2 separate regions of the Homo sapiens genome follow, and region 1 is linked to region 2. Evidence: chromatin loops called from intact Hi-C (ENCODE). Cell type or tissue: B cell. All regions are shown on one strand. Region 1 overlaps PTPN5 (protein tyrosine phosphatase non-receptor type 5). Region 2 overlaps SAA2-SAA4 (SAA2-SAA4 readthrough).

Region 1 (8,000 bases), 490 kb after region 2:
ACACGTGGCTCCAAGATAATACATGTTGCCAAAGAGTCATGCATGCCCTCCTGATGGGCTCTCAACACACGCATGGACATGGGAACACACGCAGAGCAACACGCAGTGAGACTTCTGGGAAGGCTTTCCCACAGTGACACAGAAAAATGTCTCACGTAGATCTGGGCTGAGTCCCCACCCAAACCTTGAGCTCCCCTCCCCTCCCCAACAGGGCCTAGATCCTCTGGGTTCTCCATGCCCCATCTGCCCCCTACCTTGCCAGTGCCTCACAGGCTGGGCACCCTCCTGAGAGCATCTGACACCCAGAGGCCACCCTGGCTGTGATGCCCACTCCAACCTAGAGAACTCTCCCTCAGCTGAAAGCTCTCTGGTGACCTTCTGGAGCTCCCCATGCCTAACTCCCCGTCATCTGCCTTTTGGGAGAAGTGCGGGTGAGGCCGAGGCAGGCAAGTCCGGTTGCTTAGGGGCTGGAGCTCATTACCCCTTCCTGGCTGAGGAGACACAGTGTCCGGTACAGAGGGCAGAGATGGATGGACAGACAGAACACATTGCAGCAGGACACAAAGTGTAGCACGGAAACATTCTGGATCAGGTATTGATGGAACCATCGTTAAAAACTGGAGCCCGGGGTCTGCGTGGTGTGGGTCAGGCCCCGGGGCCCCAGGCCTGGCCTGGCATGTCCCTTCCCGACCCTGCCCCCCACTCCCCAATATGTACAGTAGGAAGAGCAATGCTGGAGGGTAGGGGTCAGGCCAGGCTGACAGAGGACAGAGGGAGCTGACTGAAGGGGAGGAAGCGGGGAGCAGGCCCAGGACCCGAGGCAGGGCCCTGGGTGAGGGCCGAGACTCAGGCTGGGCAGTGCCCAGAGAACCTTGTAGGAGAAGCGCAGTCATTCTGGGGACTGGTGGGACAGCTGCTTTTCGTAGAGGCTCATGACGTGGTGCACAAACTGGTACTGCTCGCATGTCTGGATCATGCCGCCCCTGCCCGGCAGAGATGCACAGTGGGGGCAGGGTCGTGGAGGGATGGGCTGTGGGAGGTGCCCCAAAAGCCATGGAGTAGCAATCACTTGCCAGGCCTTGCCCCTGTGCGTCTTGGAGAGACCAACCCTTGCCAACCATTACCCTCTGCCCCTTCCTATCAGGGACACAGATGACATGTCCTACCACTTTCGGCCTCTGTCCTTTTATCCACCAGCTCTGCTTTTCTTCCCTCTTCATCTGGCCCCCCACTGTCTGGATCCTGCCCCTCTACCCAGCTGTCCTCGCTACTCCTTGTCTGCCCATCAGTCCGTGCCAGTGTTTTCCATCTGCCCCTCACCCCCCGCCCATGCACATGTGGGTCTCTCCCTCTACCCGCTCGGGGCTCTAGCTCCCTTGTGTGTCCCCACTCCCGCCCGTGGGCTGACCTGTCCTGACGGAGCTGGCACGTGGTCTTCAGGATGTCCACCACACCCTCCTGCCGCAGCTGCTGGCAGCAGATGCTGGTGGCAATGAAGCAGCCGGTCCTCCCAATCCCTGCACTGAGGGCCGAGGGGACCGGTGGGGTGAGGGGCAGGGCAGCCCAGCGGGTGGGGGGCTGCCCCGCTCCAGTGGCTGGCTGGGAGGACCCACCTGCAGTGGACGATGATGGGGGCACAGTGGGGCCCCTCCTGCTGGGCTGCCTCCTCCACCTCCCGCACCAGGTGCAGGAGTGGGGGGGCCCGGTCTGGGGTCTTCTGGTCGGGCCAGGATGTGAACCAGTAATGCTTCAGGCCTCGCTCCTCAGTCCCACTCTGTCGAGGAGACAGAGGCCCACCCCAGGTATGTGTGAACTCTTTCAGCTCACAAACCAGCCCAGAGATAGAGATGAGATGGAAGGAGGAAGAACACAGGAAGAACACTGAGAGTGGGACCCCTTCACCCTTCCATCTAGGCCACATTGCCCAGTGGCACCAGACACAGACCCAAAGCCAGCTTGGTTTTGGGGGTTGGTCAGCAGCGTTGGCATGGATCTTGCCTTTGGTCCTGCCCCAACAACTTCAGGATCATCCAAGAGGGGCCAAGAGCCCCTTCTCCAATTTATTACTATCTCCAGGGTTCCTTATCTTAACAAATGGTCCCCCAGTCATCCCTTTGTCACATAACCCAGCCCCGGGACTCTTCTTCGCCTCTTGCTGTGCCTCGCCTGCGCCTGCGTGACTCGCCTCTATCTTAGTGCTGCAATTAGTGCTGCAAGTTTTACCACCTCTTCACACTCCCCGCTTCACTGCCACCTTGACCTTTATCATTGCTCGAGTGTGGGAGATTTCTGCCTCATCCCCAACTGTCTCAGATCCACAGAGTCAAAATAGTCTGTGTACAACACACATCTGGACATGCTGCTCTCCTGCTGAAAACCTGTGGCTTTGGACTGAATGTGTGTGTCCCCTTAAGTTCACATGTTGAAACCAAATCCCAACATGGTGGTATTTGAAGGGAGGGCCTTTGCGAGGTGATGAAGTCATGAGAACGGAGCCCTCACGAATGGGATCAGTGCTCTTACAAAAGGAGCTTTCACTCCTTCTGCCACGTGAGGACATGACCCTGGAAGTGGGTCCTCACCAGGGTCACGGTGCCTTGATCTTGGACTTCCCAGTCTCCAGAACTGTGAAAAATAAACCTGTTGCTTACAAGCTACCTGGTCTATGGTATTTTGTTATAGCAGCCTGAGCAGACCACAACATCCTTCAATGTCTCTCACTGCTCTCAGAATAAGACCCACTCTCCTCAGTCCTTCACCTGGCTAGGAAGACAACTGCTACAGGGCCTGCCCTTCCAGACACACCTCCTGCCCCTGCGTACTTGTACTCAATGCTCCCACACTCCAAAAGGTTTGTAGGTAAAATCTCAGCAGCACACACAAACACATGTGCACACATACATGCACACAAGTGTTCCATCTTCCATGTCCTTACTTTTATTATTTTCTCACTGGGAATGTTCTCCTGACTTGTTTGCCCCTGGTCAACTCTTACTTATCCTTCAAGACCCCATTCAGCACCACCATGTACAGGAAGCCCTCCCTGAGCACATCAGCTGGCAGAGTGTCCTTCTTTTATACATATATATATACACACACACCTATATATATATTTATATTTTATATATATTTTATATATTATATATTTATATTATATATATTTTATATATAGGTATAATAGGATATGTATATCATATATACATACATATATGATATACATATCCTATATTCATCCAATATAACATCATATGATATACATATCCTATATTCTATATACCTATCTCTAGCTCAGTACTTACCATCTTATACAATGCTTCTCAAGGAAAGAGTCCAAGCTTTGGGAAGCTCTGTGTTCACAGTATCCAACCCAGAACCAAGCTCAGGCCAGGTGCTCGTAATGTCTTATGGACAAAAGTAAATTCCCTCAAACTCCAAGATGCCCTGGTTCTTCCCTCATCATCTCCATGGCATTGAGAAGGTGAGCAGCCCTGCCTCATCTCAGCCTGTCTTTCTGGGGAATTTCTACTCAGGAAGCCATTTTCTCAAGTCCTGAGTTACCTGGCTGTGACAGTGACCACTACTTCTGCTTTTCACTTCCTGGCCCTTCATGCCCTCCAACAAGACCTGGATCTTAGAGCTGCTTGTGGGGGCACTGCTCTTGGGGGCTGAGATGCTCTCGACACCCTACCTGGCCCCTATTCAGTGGGAGAGGGAACAGCTCAGAGGGCCAAGTCTCCGGTCTTGTGCTCAGTAACCCCTGTGGCTGTCAGCATCAATGAACTTCCTTGGCTGCTCCTGGATAGGGCATCAGCTTCCTGATGCCTGGTTCACCTCTTCCAGCCTTTGGGGTTATTACAATTACAGCCTTCCCTAAACATGGGTCTTATTTCTCACAAACAGAATCCACTAATCCCGATTTCAAAGGAACAGTCTCCTCTATTATGCTGATCCTGGAGGAAGCACAACTTCAGGGTGGGAGGATACCTTCTCCCACTCTTCTGGGCTGTTTTGTATTGCTCATATTTTGTGTGTCTTCCTTTTTCTTGCTGTTTTCTGTAACCACAGCCCCCTGTACAACCCCAAAGCAGCAAAGAGTGCCTGCCCTCTTGTGGACAGATTGGGCACTACAGGCCAGAAGCCCAGGATCCCAGGTGAAGAGATGTTTCTAAGGAGGATCTCAAAGTCATGATGAACCCTCAATTATAAGCACAGTGCTGGAGGCTGCTGAAGTCCCCTCATCCAGACAGTCCTGGCCTTGGGTACATTTGAAGCATAGCTAGAATGCATTATGAATGACAGAGTAGAGAGACAGAGAGAGCCCAACAGCATGAAATGTAACTGAGGACTGGGAAATGCAAGGGGTTTGATTCTACCTCTGGCTCCCAAGTCCATTCACCTCTCACTCATCCGTAATTATCAGAAAATCTGGGAGTGACACTGGCTTTTATGTCAGTTACAGTGGACTTGGGGGACCTGTTCTCTGTGGAGCCCCCAGTTAAGCCCCTACACTCATCCTCAGCTTCACCCAGCCCTGCCCCAGGCCTCACCTTGAGGGAGATGAGTCGCAGCCGGTAATCCTCCGTGTGAATGACTTTCTGCACAGTGATCTCAACACCGTCGTACGCCACCTGCTCCTCCGGCCAATACTCGGTGCATTTCTGCAGGGGCCCAGATCAGGCTGCCATACAATCCTGTTCCCTTCCCACAACTCTCTACACTCTCTTCAGGGCCAGCGGAGAGATACACAAGGGCAACAGGGTTGCTGCTACAGAGTGTTGGGTTCAAATCTCAGCTGCAAACTCTATAAGCTACTTCCGTTTCCTGAGTCTCAGTTTCTTCCTCTGGAAAACAGAAGTGCTACCCATCTGAAGGACTTTTATGGAGATTCGGTTAAATGGGCCCTTATGGGTACAGGAGTAGCCAACATCTGTCCTGGCAGGCTGGGAGGCAGCAGAGTGCTGTGTTTAAGGTCACGGGCACTGGAAGTGGAGAGGCCACCTCCAGGCATGCCTCTATCTGTGAAGCCCGGGGCAAATGACTTAACCTTACCGAGCCTCACATCTCCTCATCTTGGCAGCGGAGTGAACACCGCCGACCTCTTGAGATTGTCATAAAGATTAATTTGAGAACAAGATACTTAGTGTAGGGCGCAATGTAGCAGACACTTAGAATGGGGACGGGGGTCCCTACCTCGTTCATCTCCTCGATGTTGGTGATCATGACAATGATGGGCGTGTGCTCCTGCCACACCATGCGCCAGAAGTCGGCGACCGTGCTGACGATGGGTCCCTGAGTGGCGATGTACACCTTCTCCTCCCCACCATAGCCCTGCGGCCAGCCAAGTCCAGGCTGTCAGGGTCAGAGGCAGTGCTCCCAGGACCCCATCCCCACACTCAGGCTCTTCACAGGAGCTGGCAGGAGCCAGACTGGTGTAGGGACAAGGCTGGAGGATGGATCCCATCGACTCAGGCCTCCCCTTGAGCAAGAGGCCGTCAGGGTGGGAATACGTACCCGGATGTAGTTGGCATTGATGTAGGAACTCAGAGGGTCGTCAGGGTCTGGTGAGGTCAGACACACTCTGCTGTGAGGGTCTGGGGTGGTGGGAGACAAGTAAGGCTGGAAACTGGGCCCTCTGGTGCAGGACCCACTTGCTCTGGCCTATTCCAGCATACCCACACTTCTTCTGCGACATTAGCAGTTCTTCCTTCCCTTGCCCAGCAGCAAAACATTGACCCATTCATGGTTCATTTTGTAGGTGAGGACTCAGGATGAGGAGGAGGGTGGAGAGAGAGGGGGGTCCCCGGGTCTCTACCTCTGTCTCTATCCTTAGCCTGTGCCTCTTAAGTTGCCCTATACTCACTGCATCTTAGCTTCTGGAGAGGAGACAGCTAAGTCAACAATGGAATTACCTAGGGAAATTCCTGTACAGATCTTGTTCAGCAAGAGACAGCTAGCTTGAGTACACACTGTCATTGACTTGCTGTGTAGGCTTGTAAAACACATGGCCTTTCTAAGCCTTAGTTTTCCTATCTGTCAAATGGAGGCAAAGATGCCTACTTGCTTGGGCTGTTGGGAAGATGAATGAGAAAAGAGATGTGAAAGTTCTGTGTAAACTGTAAAGTGCTTTATAAATATAAAGGGCTGTTAAGATTCGGGAGTAGAAAGTTGACGGAGGCTATTAACATGAAAACGATAGTCTCCTCTATCTGGATTAAGACTGTGGGGTCTCAGCCTCATGTCCACATATGCAAAAAGGTTTTTTTTCCTTTCAATTTATTCACATGTCAAATCCCATAGTAAAAGGGTCTCTGTCACTCAGCTGGAGTGCAGTGGCACGATTATGGCTCGCTGCCGCCTCAAACTCCTGGGCCCAAGTGATCCTCCTGCTTCAACCCCCTGAGTAAGCAGGACTAAGCCATGAGCCACTGCACCTGGCTAAATTTATTTTTTTATTTTTATTTGTTTATTTTGGTAGAGATGAGGTCTTGCTATGTTGACTAGGCTGGTCTCCAATTCCTGGCTCAAGTGATCCTCCTACCTCGGCCTCTCAATGTGCTGGGGTTATAGGCATGAGCCACTGTGCCCAGCCCCCACTCTGCTCTTCTTCCTGGAGTAGATTTTGTTTTGTTCCAGCTACAGCCTCTCTGCATTGACTATTCTGTCAGCCTGCAGAGGCCAAGACTGAGGTTGTATGGGGTAAGGGGGAAGCTGGCTGGGGCCCCAGATTCCTGGGTTCTGGTTTAGTTTTGTCATCAGCTCACTTGTCCAGGCCTCAGTTTCTTTCCTATAATAGGGAGGACTGGACTAAAGGCACTTCCAGTGTGCACATTAGGAGGCTCTCACAGGCAGTATAGGGGAGTCATTAAGAGTCTACACCGCTGAGCCAGAGAGGCTAGGTTCAAATCCTGATTCTGACTTACTAGCAGTGTCAACATGGACAATTTACTTTATCTCCCTGTGCCTTATCTGTAATCTGGGGATGGTCATTCCACAATGACCTTGCTTATCTTGTAAAGGAGTTAACTTTAACAACTAGAGTCCTTATGCCAGTAACTAGGACCAACACGAAGTATCAGTTGCTGTTATTCCTGACATTATTACAAGTTCCACAAGTTAAAGGATAAAAAGAAGGATCCTAAACCCAGTAGGAGAAATTGGGGAGGTAAAGGGCACAAGCTTCGCCTCTTTAGCCCAACCCCAATGTCTAAGGTTTTGGCAGGTGATTTGGGGCAGTTCTTGTGAAGAGGGGGTGTAGAGGGTGGCAGGGATGGAGAGGAGACAGGGTAAACGGGAGGGGGGCTTTTGGGGGACCTGCAGCAGAGAGGGGCAGGAAGCTCTGTATGGGCCGTCTCCCTTCTCCTTGTCTGCAGGCAATGCTGTTCTGTCAGATTCACGTGCACAGTGCAGGGTAGGGAGTGGTGAGTGGTGAGGCTGGAGAGGAACCAGGCGACAAAGGGTCTTATAAACCAGGCTTAGAAAGCTGGATTTAGGCCGGGCGTGGTGGCTCAAGCCTGTAAGCCCAGCACTTTGGGAGGCTGAGGTGGGCGGATCACTTGAGGTCAGGAGTTGGAGAGCAGCCTGGCCAACACAGTCAAACCCTGTTCCTACTAAAAATACAAAAATTAGCCAGAAATTGCTTGAACCCAGGAGGCAGAGGTTGCAGTGAGCCGAGACTGTGCCACTGCACTCCAGCCTGGGCAGCAGAGTGAGACTCTGTCTCCCCCAAAAAAAAAAAAAAAGCTGGACTTAAACCTGAGGATTACGAGGGTGACAACAATGATGGCATTTAAGGAAGAGAATGACACAATTAGATTTGTTTTGCCTCATTTTGGTGACAATGGTAGAAGATGGAGAGGAGAGTGTGGAAGCCAGAAGACCAGTTAGAGGTTTACTGCAATGATCCAAGTAAGAAGTGTCAAGGATCACAGGGCTGTCCAGCCTGGCACGGCTCCAGGGGGCACTTATGTCAATGTAGTCTATGTAAATTGTGTCCCCTGGAA
Region 2 (8,000 bases):
TGTATTTTGGGGTGACATTCCCTGGGTTCCTTTAGTCACATAGCTACTTATTTAATAAATGTTGATGGTACTGGTATAAAAATAGACACGTAGACCAATGGAACAAAATAGAGAACCCAAAAATAAAACCCCATACATATAACCAACTGATCTTTGACAAAGTCAACAAAAACATACAGTGGGGAAATGATACCTTATTCAATAAACGGTGCTGATAAAAGTGGATAGCCATATGCAGAAGAATGAAATTTTATATCTCTCATCATATATATATATACTCAAGGTGGATTAACAACTTAAATGTAAGACCTGAAACAAAAAATTCTAAAAGAAAACCTAGGAAAATTCTACCAAACATTGACCTAGTCAAAGAATTTATGACTAAGATCTCAAAAGCAAATGCAGCAAAAAAATATATACACAAGCAGGACTAAACTAAACTAAAAACTTCTGCACAACAAAAGAAATAGCCAACAGAGTAAACAGACAACCTAAGAACGGGAGAAAATATTTGCAAACTACTCATCTGACAAAGGACAAGTACCAAGATTCTACAAGGAACTCAGACAACAAGAAAAAAGGAAATAACCCCATTAAAAAGCGGGCAAAGGACATGAACAGGTATTTTTCAAAAGAAAACATACAAATGGCCAACAAAATATGAACAAATGCTCAACATCACTAATCATCAGAGTCACAAATTTAAACACAAATTTAATCACAAATTAAAACCACAATGAGATACCATCTCACACAATCAGAATGGCTATTACTAAAATGTCAAAAAAACAACAGATGTTGGTGAGGATGTGGAGAAAAGGGAATGCTTATACACTGCTCATGGGAATGTCAATTAGTACAGCCTCTGTGGAAAGCAGTATGGAGATTTCCCAGAGAACTAAAAATAGAGCTACCATTTGACCCAGCAGTCCCATTACTGGGTACTACCCAAAGGAAAATAGATCATTATATAAAAAATATACCTGAATGCATGTATTTATCACAACACTATTATTCACAGTAGCAAAAATATGGGATTAACCTAAGTGTCTTAGGTTAATCAACGAATGATTGGAGGGGTGTGTGTGTATGTCTGTATACACATATATACACCATAGAATACTATTCAGCCATTAAAAAGAATGAAATCGTATCTTTTGCTGCAACATAGATAGAACTAGAGGCCATTATCTTAAGTGAAATAACCCAGAAAGTCAAATATCACATTTTCGCACTTATAAATGGGAGCTAAATAATGTGTACACATGGACATAGAAAGTGGAATAATGGACACTGGAGACTCAGAAAGATGGAGGGCAGAAGGGGGCCGAGGATTGAGAAATTACCTGACAGGTACAATGAACTCTACTTGGGTGATGGTTACACTAAGAACCCAGATTTCACCATTATGCAATCTATCAGTGTAACAAATCTGTACTTGTACCCCCTAAATCTATAAATAAATAAATGAATGAATATTTTAAATAACAATAATAAATGCTGAATGAACACATGGAAGCACATTTCTGAACGTTTGAAATAATTCCTAATTCAATGACATGTTTAAAAATAACAAGCAGCTCAATTTGCATGTAGCATGAGGCACATTAATTAGTCATAGGAGATAAGACTGAAAAGCTTGGATACCCTATTAGTCAGGGTTCTTGAGAGACACAGGACAAATAATTTATTTGTGTATGTATGTATGTATTTATTTATTGTAAGGAATTGGCTCACAAGATAATTGGGGCTGAGAAGTCCCACGATCTGCCCTCTGCAAGCTAGAAACTCAGGAAAGTGTAATTCAGTCTGAGTTCAAAGGCCTGAGAACCAGAGCAACTGATCACGTAAATCCAATTTGAGGGCAAGAGAAGATGAGAGGAGATGTCCAACTCAAGCAGTGAGGCAGGGGAAAAGGGAGGCAAATCTGTCCTTCCTCTATTTTTGTTCTATTCAAGCCTTCAACAGATTGGGTGATGCCCAGTTGCATTGAGAATAGCAATCTACTTTATTAAGTCCAATTCAAATGTTAATCTCCTCTGGAAACACCCTCACAGACGACCCCAGAAACAATGTGAATCTGGGCAGCCTCAAACCGACACAAAAATAAATATAACAGTAGGCTGGGCTCAGTGACTCATGCCTGTAATCCCAGCACTTTGGGAGGCTGAGGCAGGCAGATCACTTGAGCCCAGGAGTTCAAGACCAGCCTGGGTGACACGGCGAAACCCCATCTCTACAAAAAATATAAAAATTAGGCAAGTGTCATGGCGCACATCTGCAGTCCCAGTTATTCAAGAGGCTGAAGTGGGAGGATCTCTTGAGCCCCGGGAGGTCGAGGTTGCAGTGAGCCATGATCATGCCATGGCACTTCAGCCTGGATGAAAGAGGGAGATGCTGTCTCAAATAACGAAACAAAACAAAACACAACTATAACAAAGAGCAATGCAATTTCCCTTTCTCAAACTTTTCTAACAGAGAGAAGCATGTTAATTCTTACTGAGGAAAACCAAGTAATTAATAAAAGGTATTTGGGTGTGCCAGAGCATAGGTATTAGGTGTGACTTTACAAATTATAAATTCCTGGGTAAACCAAGCACCTTTTTCCTTGGATACAAATTTCGATTTAAAAATTTTTTTCTTGTTTTTTTTATACTTTTTCTTCCTCTGAACCTATGGACTATATTGAATTAAATTTTTTTTCAAATTATAGATTTCAAGAAGGGGAGTGATTTGGTCCTTTACAGACGGATGAATGAATTTCTGTATCCAAATGTTGCTTCAGTTAATTATTTCTAGTAATAATATGTTGATTGCAAAGTTTTGAATATCTACAAAGACTAGACTTTGAAAGCTTGCTTTATTTGACTTTGAAAGCCATTCTTTCTCTCATCCTCCCTTTCTCTCCCTCCTGCCCCCCAAAATCTACAACTTCAGTACTTGTGACAGAAATCTAATTGTAAGCATTTACAATTGCTATTGTAATAATAGCATTACAGTCTTTTTTTACAACTTGGGGTCAACTCAGACTTTACTAGACTGAACACTAATCTCAACAGTGCATTGAGTCTGCTCCCATGAGCCAATCTTCCACGCCTCTCTCCATCTTATTTATCTTGCCCTTGCCTTGTTTTGGCATTGGCACATCTTTGAGACTCAGACTCAAACCTCCTATACCTCCTATACCTACACTTCTATTAGTGTCTTTTGATGAGAACTGTATGAGAAAGTTCTGTTGTAAATAGTTCTACTTTATATCCATACATTTTCTTCCTCCTTGACAAATAAATTTGTCTTTACTCTGTAAATATAATTTTATAACTAGTCTTCTCACCTTAGGAGTCCTCCTCAATCCTTTTTCAGAGAAAAGGGGTATGCCAGTTATCAGTTTCTTTATTTTCAGCTCCACACCCACCCCTTTGTCCTATTTGTGATGCTGGAGCTGGACCCTGTGAACATTTCTCCTTTGCCAGTTGGGCATGATGTTAATCTTCACCCATAGAGGGCGCTAGAGGGCCAAGCAGGAGATGAAGACATCTTTTCCTGTTCTTTTGTGCTTTGCTTCCTTTCAGCTCCTGCAGTACTCTTCTCCTGTACAGGACAACCAGTGGCACTTGCCCCAGAGATCTGAGTGGCATCCCAAGGCCAAGACAGTTTCCTGACAATTTCTGTGGCACCTCAGTAGGATGTCCATGATGTTTACCAGCAGCCCACTTATTTTAATCAGCTTGGGCTGCTGTAACAAAATAGTACAGCCATGCTGTGAGTTGGGGTTTCAACATATACATTTTGGCAAGATACAGTTCACTCCAGAGCACTGCCACTTCCACAGCTGGCTTCCCAGGGGTTTTGATAACCTATCTCCTGCCCCCAAGCAGTTTCCCAAATTTGTCACAGGAACCCTAGCTGCATTCCCAGAGTTAAGTTACACCCTGGGTAGCTTCCTGCCAAGTTTCATTAATACCTCAATGGAGTTCTTATATGTCAGTTTTGGCTTGAAGGACCCAGTAAACTATTTGCCATCCAATGTCAGTCTTGTGAGGGGCCCAATCTCAAATTTATACCTTCTCATATTCTGTACTCTTAGAAGTTAATGCTGCTCTCAGTTAATAATTCTTTATATTAAAATTTCCCTTTTCAAATTACTGCCTGGTTTCTGTCTCCCAAAGGGACCCTGACTGATAAAACAGTTCTTCTCTATCTGGCTCTCTCTCCACTGCCACCACTTCCACAACTTTGATCTAGTTAAGCTCCAGAAACTCAGAAAACATTCATAAAAGGAGTCGCATTACATATTTAGACTTGAAAGAAGGCAATGAAAATAGAGTGGAAGAGAACTGCATTGGAGGTATTTTTTAGATGGAGTGGGTAGAAATTCATTAATGCCTGGATTTGTAGGTGTTGCTGAGAAATGAAAGGAAGACTCGGGTGGCAGTCGCTGAGGCAGGACTTCACAATTCAATTGTCTGTAGCCCCTGCCTCCAGAAACAGAGATCACTGAGGAATGAAGAACTGAGGGACAGAGAAGGTAACAGGAAATAATTCACAGGAGATGAGAAGCCTGGGCAAGGAAGGGACTGGAAATAGCAACAATGTAACCACAAAGGTCTGGAAAAAAGGAGGTCTAATTTGTGGAAGGGTTGATGCAGGTGTCTGCACTGTGACTACTAAGAATGTCTCCTCACATCCAAACACATAGGCCTACCTAGGCTCACCCTTCATGTGGGTGTGCATTGATTTCCCTTTTGTACCAAACAGGCAGTCAGCACCAAAAGAAGAACACACTGTTTCAACAAATTCCACCTCTTAAGCATTTATTAGATGCCTATTATATGCCATATCTCAGCTTCTCTGGACATAGACCTCACTAACTTTGTATCCCTGCCCCGAGGGCCTCATAGCCAGGTCTCCTGAGAGCAGAGTGAAGAGGAAGCTCAGTATTTCTCAGGCAGGCCAGCAGGTCGGAAGTGATTGGGGTCTCTGCCACTCCTGCCCCATTTATTGGCAGCCTGATCGGCCAGCGAGTCCTCCGCACCACGGCCTGTGAGTCTCTGGATATTCTCTCTGGCATTGCTGTAGTCCAGGCAGGCAAGAAGGAGATTAATCATCAGGCCAGTGAGCAACAGCTCACCCTCCCATTCTCCCCGTTCCAAGGGAGGGCTCAGAGAGGAGCCCAGAAAGGCCAAGGAAGGAGGAGTGAAAACACTGACCCTGCCTGGGCACTGCCCCATTCAGACAGGCTGGGCACCCCTAGGCTGGATGAACAGCACCCAGAGGGGGAGGGGGAGGAATCACTCACTCCTACCATCCACTCAGACCCTCACACTGAGCACAGAGGCAGAGAGAGGGCAAGAAGAGGAGGGACCACAGCCTCTAACTTCTCCACAAGGAGCTCGTCTCCCTCCTGACTGTCCAAGGCAGGCAAGCTCTGCTCACCCAGCCCTAACGTCCCAGGAGCTCCAGTTACCTGATCACTTCTGCAGCCCAGGCACCCCCAGGTCCCCTTTTGGCAGCATCATAGTTCCCCCGAGCATGGAAGTATTTGTCTGAGCCGATGTAATTGGCTTCTCTCATGTCAGAGTAGGCTCTCCACATGTCCCGAGCCCCTGGAAAGGAAAGGAAAGGCAGAAGGGACATCAGGAGAACATAAAGACTCCAACAACACCTTAGAGGGGAATGAAAGAAGGACAAATCTTCCACTGACTTCAAGCTTTCAGCCTGTGATCATAGCAGCCTTGGATACCATGGGTTGAGAAGCACATTCCTTTATCCTAGTTGGCTTCTTCAAGTGCCCTGGTGAAGAGCCACTGCTATAGAATGAAGCTGCCTATGATAAGATCCAGGAGTGTATATGAATGAGGTGGTGACATGGAATACTGATGCTGAGAAAGGTGGCAGACACAGAGTACTTCTGCCCTGACTACTAAAGTATATATTCTTGCAAATGGAATACATGTCATTGTGACCTGAGTTCCAGTGACTGTTAGGAGCATAAAAGTCCCTAAACACTTTCTCAGTAGGCTGTACTGATACTGTGGGTTGCTTGAGGAAGCAATAGAGCAGCGGTTCTCCGCCGTGGTTGCACTTTCTTTTTCTTTTTTATTTTTTTAGACGGAGTCTCACTCTGTCACCCAGGCTGGAGCACACTGGAGCAATGTAACTCACTACAACTTCCGCTTCCCGGGTTCAAGTGATTTTCCTGCTTCAGCCTCCTGAGTAGCTGGGATTACAGGTGCCTGCCACCACGCCTGGCTACATTTTCATATTTTTAGTAGACACAGGGTTTCACCATGTTGGCCAGGCTGCTCCGGAACTCATGACCTCAAGTGATTCATCCACCTTGGCCTCCCAAAGTGCTGGAATTACAGGCGTGAGCCTTGGCTGCACTTTCTAATCACCCAGAGAGAAACTGAAAGTCCCAGTGCCCAGGCCACACCCCAGGCCAGTTTCTGCAGACTCTGCTGGGGAGTTGAAGGCATGGGTAGTTCAGGTGATGCCAAGGTGTGTCTGAGATTCATAACCATCAACCTCTGGGAGGTGGTCAGTGATGCGTCTACCTGGCAAGAGCCCTGACCTCAAGCACAGCCGGGCTCAAACCTCTGCCCTGCCACCTGCTGACTGGCAGTAAGTCCCTGGGCATTGGCCTCAGCTGCTCTAAGTCTCAGCTTTCTCACCTTCACAGAAGGGATGCCTGCCTCACAGAGTCATTCTGAAACTAGATGAGAAAATGCTGTGGTCCTTGTGGGGGCTTGAGGCACGTTAGTTCCCAGCTCTTGTCAAGAAGGCTGGAGAAGGAAGAATGGAAACAGAACAAACCAGGAAGGGAGCCCCTGACAGAGCGAGGCTAAAGAGCCCTGTACATTATCCAACTAGGAAATCGAAGGAGGAAGGAGAAAGAAGACAGAAGAGTCAACAGCCTTAGTCATACTCCTATGCGATTTATGCTGAGGGACATTTTATACCAATTGCAGGCCTTATTTTGCATCTTCTACTCAAAACAAACAGCTCAGGTGCTCCTGGAAAGGATGATTGTTCTTTCTCTGAGTAACTGACAACAATCCTCGACTCTCTAATCTGTTTAGCAGCTCCCCAGGCACATTGGGCAGCACAACCTAAGGCAGCGGCTCAAATCTTAAGGAAGCCCAAAAATACCCCGTGTGCGTTGTTACTGGATGCCCCGTCCCTTACGGCTCAGGAGATGTGTTTTTGATACACCTTGCAGCGGCTTCTGAAATGTGATCCATCCACTTAACACATCCTGAGAAGCTGCACTACGGGGAAAGGGGATATTCCCAGCAGCTCTGAAAGACTCGAGACAGGCAACCCAGCAAACCCTAGTTCCTGGCAGGCCTCAGCAACGCAGACACTAGCAACTCTGTGGTTCAAAAGCAGCCTTCCGAAAGCATCATTTTCCCCAGTTTATCAGGTCCAGGGCGATGTTTCTCTTCAGAAATCCTGCAAACCTTCTGAAGCCTTACCATCAAAAGCCTCGCCAAGGAACGAAAAGAAGCTTCGGCTGCTGACACTCAGGACCAAGGAGCAGAAAACCAGGCCCGTGAGAAGCTTCATGGTGCTGAAATGAAAGGAGAAGTCAGGCAGTCGCCCACAAGACTGGCACAGCTTCCCTTGGGACTTATATTCCGACGAGAGCCTGGTTATTTCCACTGGATCTTATTAGAGTCTCAGTGGCTCATCTAGGAAACCTTGCAGCAGGACCTCACTCAGAGCCAGAAGCCCTCGGTTCTGAACCCATCAGCCCTGAAGCCTGACTGCATAAGAGGATGCCAATGTGGCACTGATGGAGGAAGGCAGGAGTTACCACCAGACTGTCACTCCCTCAAGTAGCCTATAATTCCCCATAACGCATTTACCGTGTGTTCCCTCTGCCCCGCACAGAACTCAACATGGGATAAACACAAAGCAGGATCATTATTTTTTATTCTTAAAGCCTTTAGCACCTGGTATTCCCAGGTGTTCTCCCATCCAAGTACTACCAGGCC

The links. Hi-C counts contacts between places; a loop is a spot of excess contacts. Peaks named below come from ENCODE experiments on the same cell type or tissue, not always from the same donor. Only the 100,000 strongest peaks of a DNase experiment are listed, where the experiment ranks them.
Region 1: it touches region 2 in a loop (8-fold over the local background); 17 of 110 quality-filtered maps call a loop at or near these places.

Annotation. Positions count from the first base shown.
Region 1 is chr11:18,728,045-18,736,044 of GRCh38, forward strand. It overlaps PTPN5 (protein tyrosine phosphatase non-receptor type 5), which reads right to left. Exons shown (of 15, transcript NM_006906.2): 10 at 5,512-5,591; 11 at 5,191-5,328; 12 at 4,548-4,658; 13 at 1,614-1,774; 14 at 1,409-1,522; 15 at 1-983. The coding sequence ends at 890. All of the region lies in intron 2 of IGSF22-AS1 (IGSF22 antisense RNA 1), which reads left to right. Among named protein-coding and RNA genes, the nearest start is that of IGSF22, 5.9 kb to the left of the region's middle. RefSeq lists enhancers at 3,436-3,515, 3,546-3,685, 3,871-3,990. In B cell, CTCF peaks have their summits at 4,112 (motif pointing left) and 4,313; DNase peaks (open chromatin) are centred at 3,627 and 4,087; H3K27ac peaks cover 551 bases; H3K27me3 peaks cover 259 bases.
Region 2 is chr11:18,240,443-18,248,442 of GRCh38, forward strand. It overlaps SAA2-SAA4 (SAA2-SAA4 readthrough), which reads right to left. Exons shown (of 6, transcript NM_001199744.2): 2 at 7,479-7,573; 3 at 5,468-5,606. The coding sequence starts at 7,569. SAA2 (serum amyloid A2) reads right to left here. Exons shown (of 4, transcript NM_030754.5): 2 at 7,479-7,573; 3 at 5,468-5,606; 4 at 4,798-5,073. The coding sequence starts at 7,569. The coding sequence ends at 4,935. It also overlaps the pseudogene RNA5SP333. Among named protein-coding and RNA genes, the nearest start is that of SAA2, 4.2 kb to the right of the region's middle. RefSeq lists enhancers at 3,340-3,634, 3,765-3,814 and a silencer at 3,360-3,654. In B cell, CTCF peaks have their summits at 3,509 (motif pointing right) and 3,710; DNase peaks (open chromatin) are centred at 3,509, 6,079 and 6,667; H3K4me3 peaks cover 410 bases; H3K27ac peaks cover 574 bases.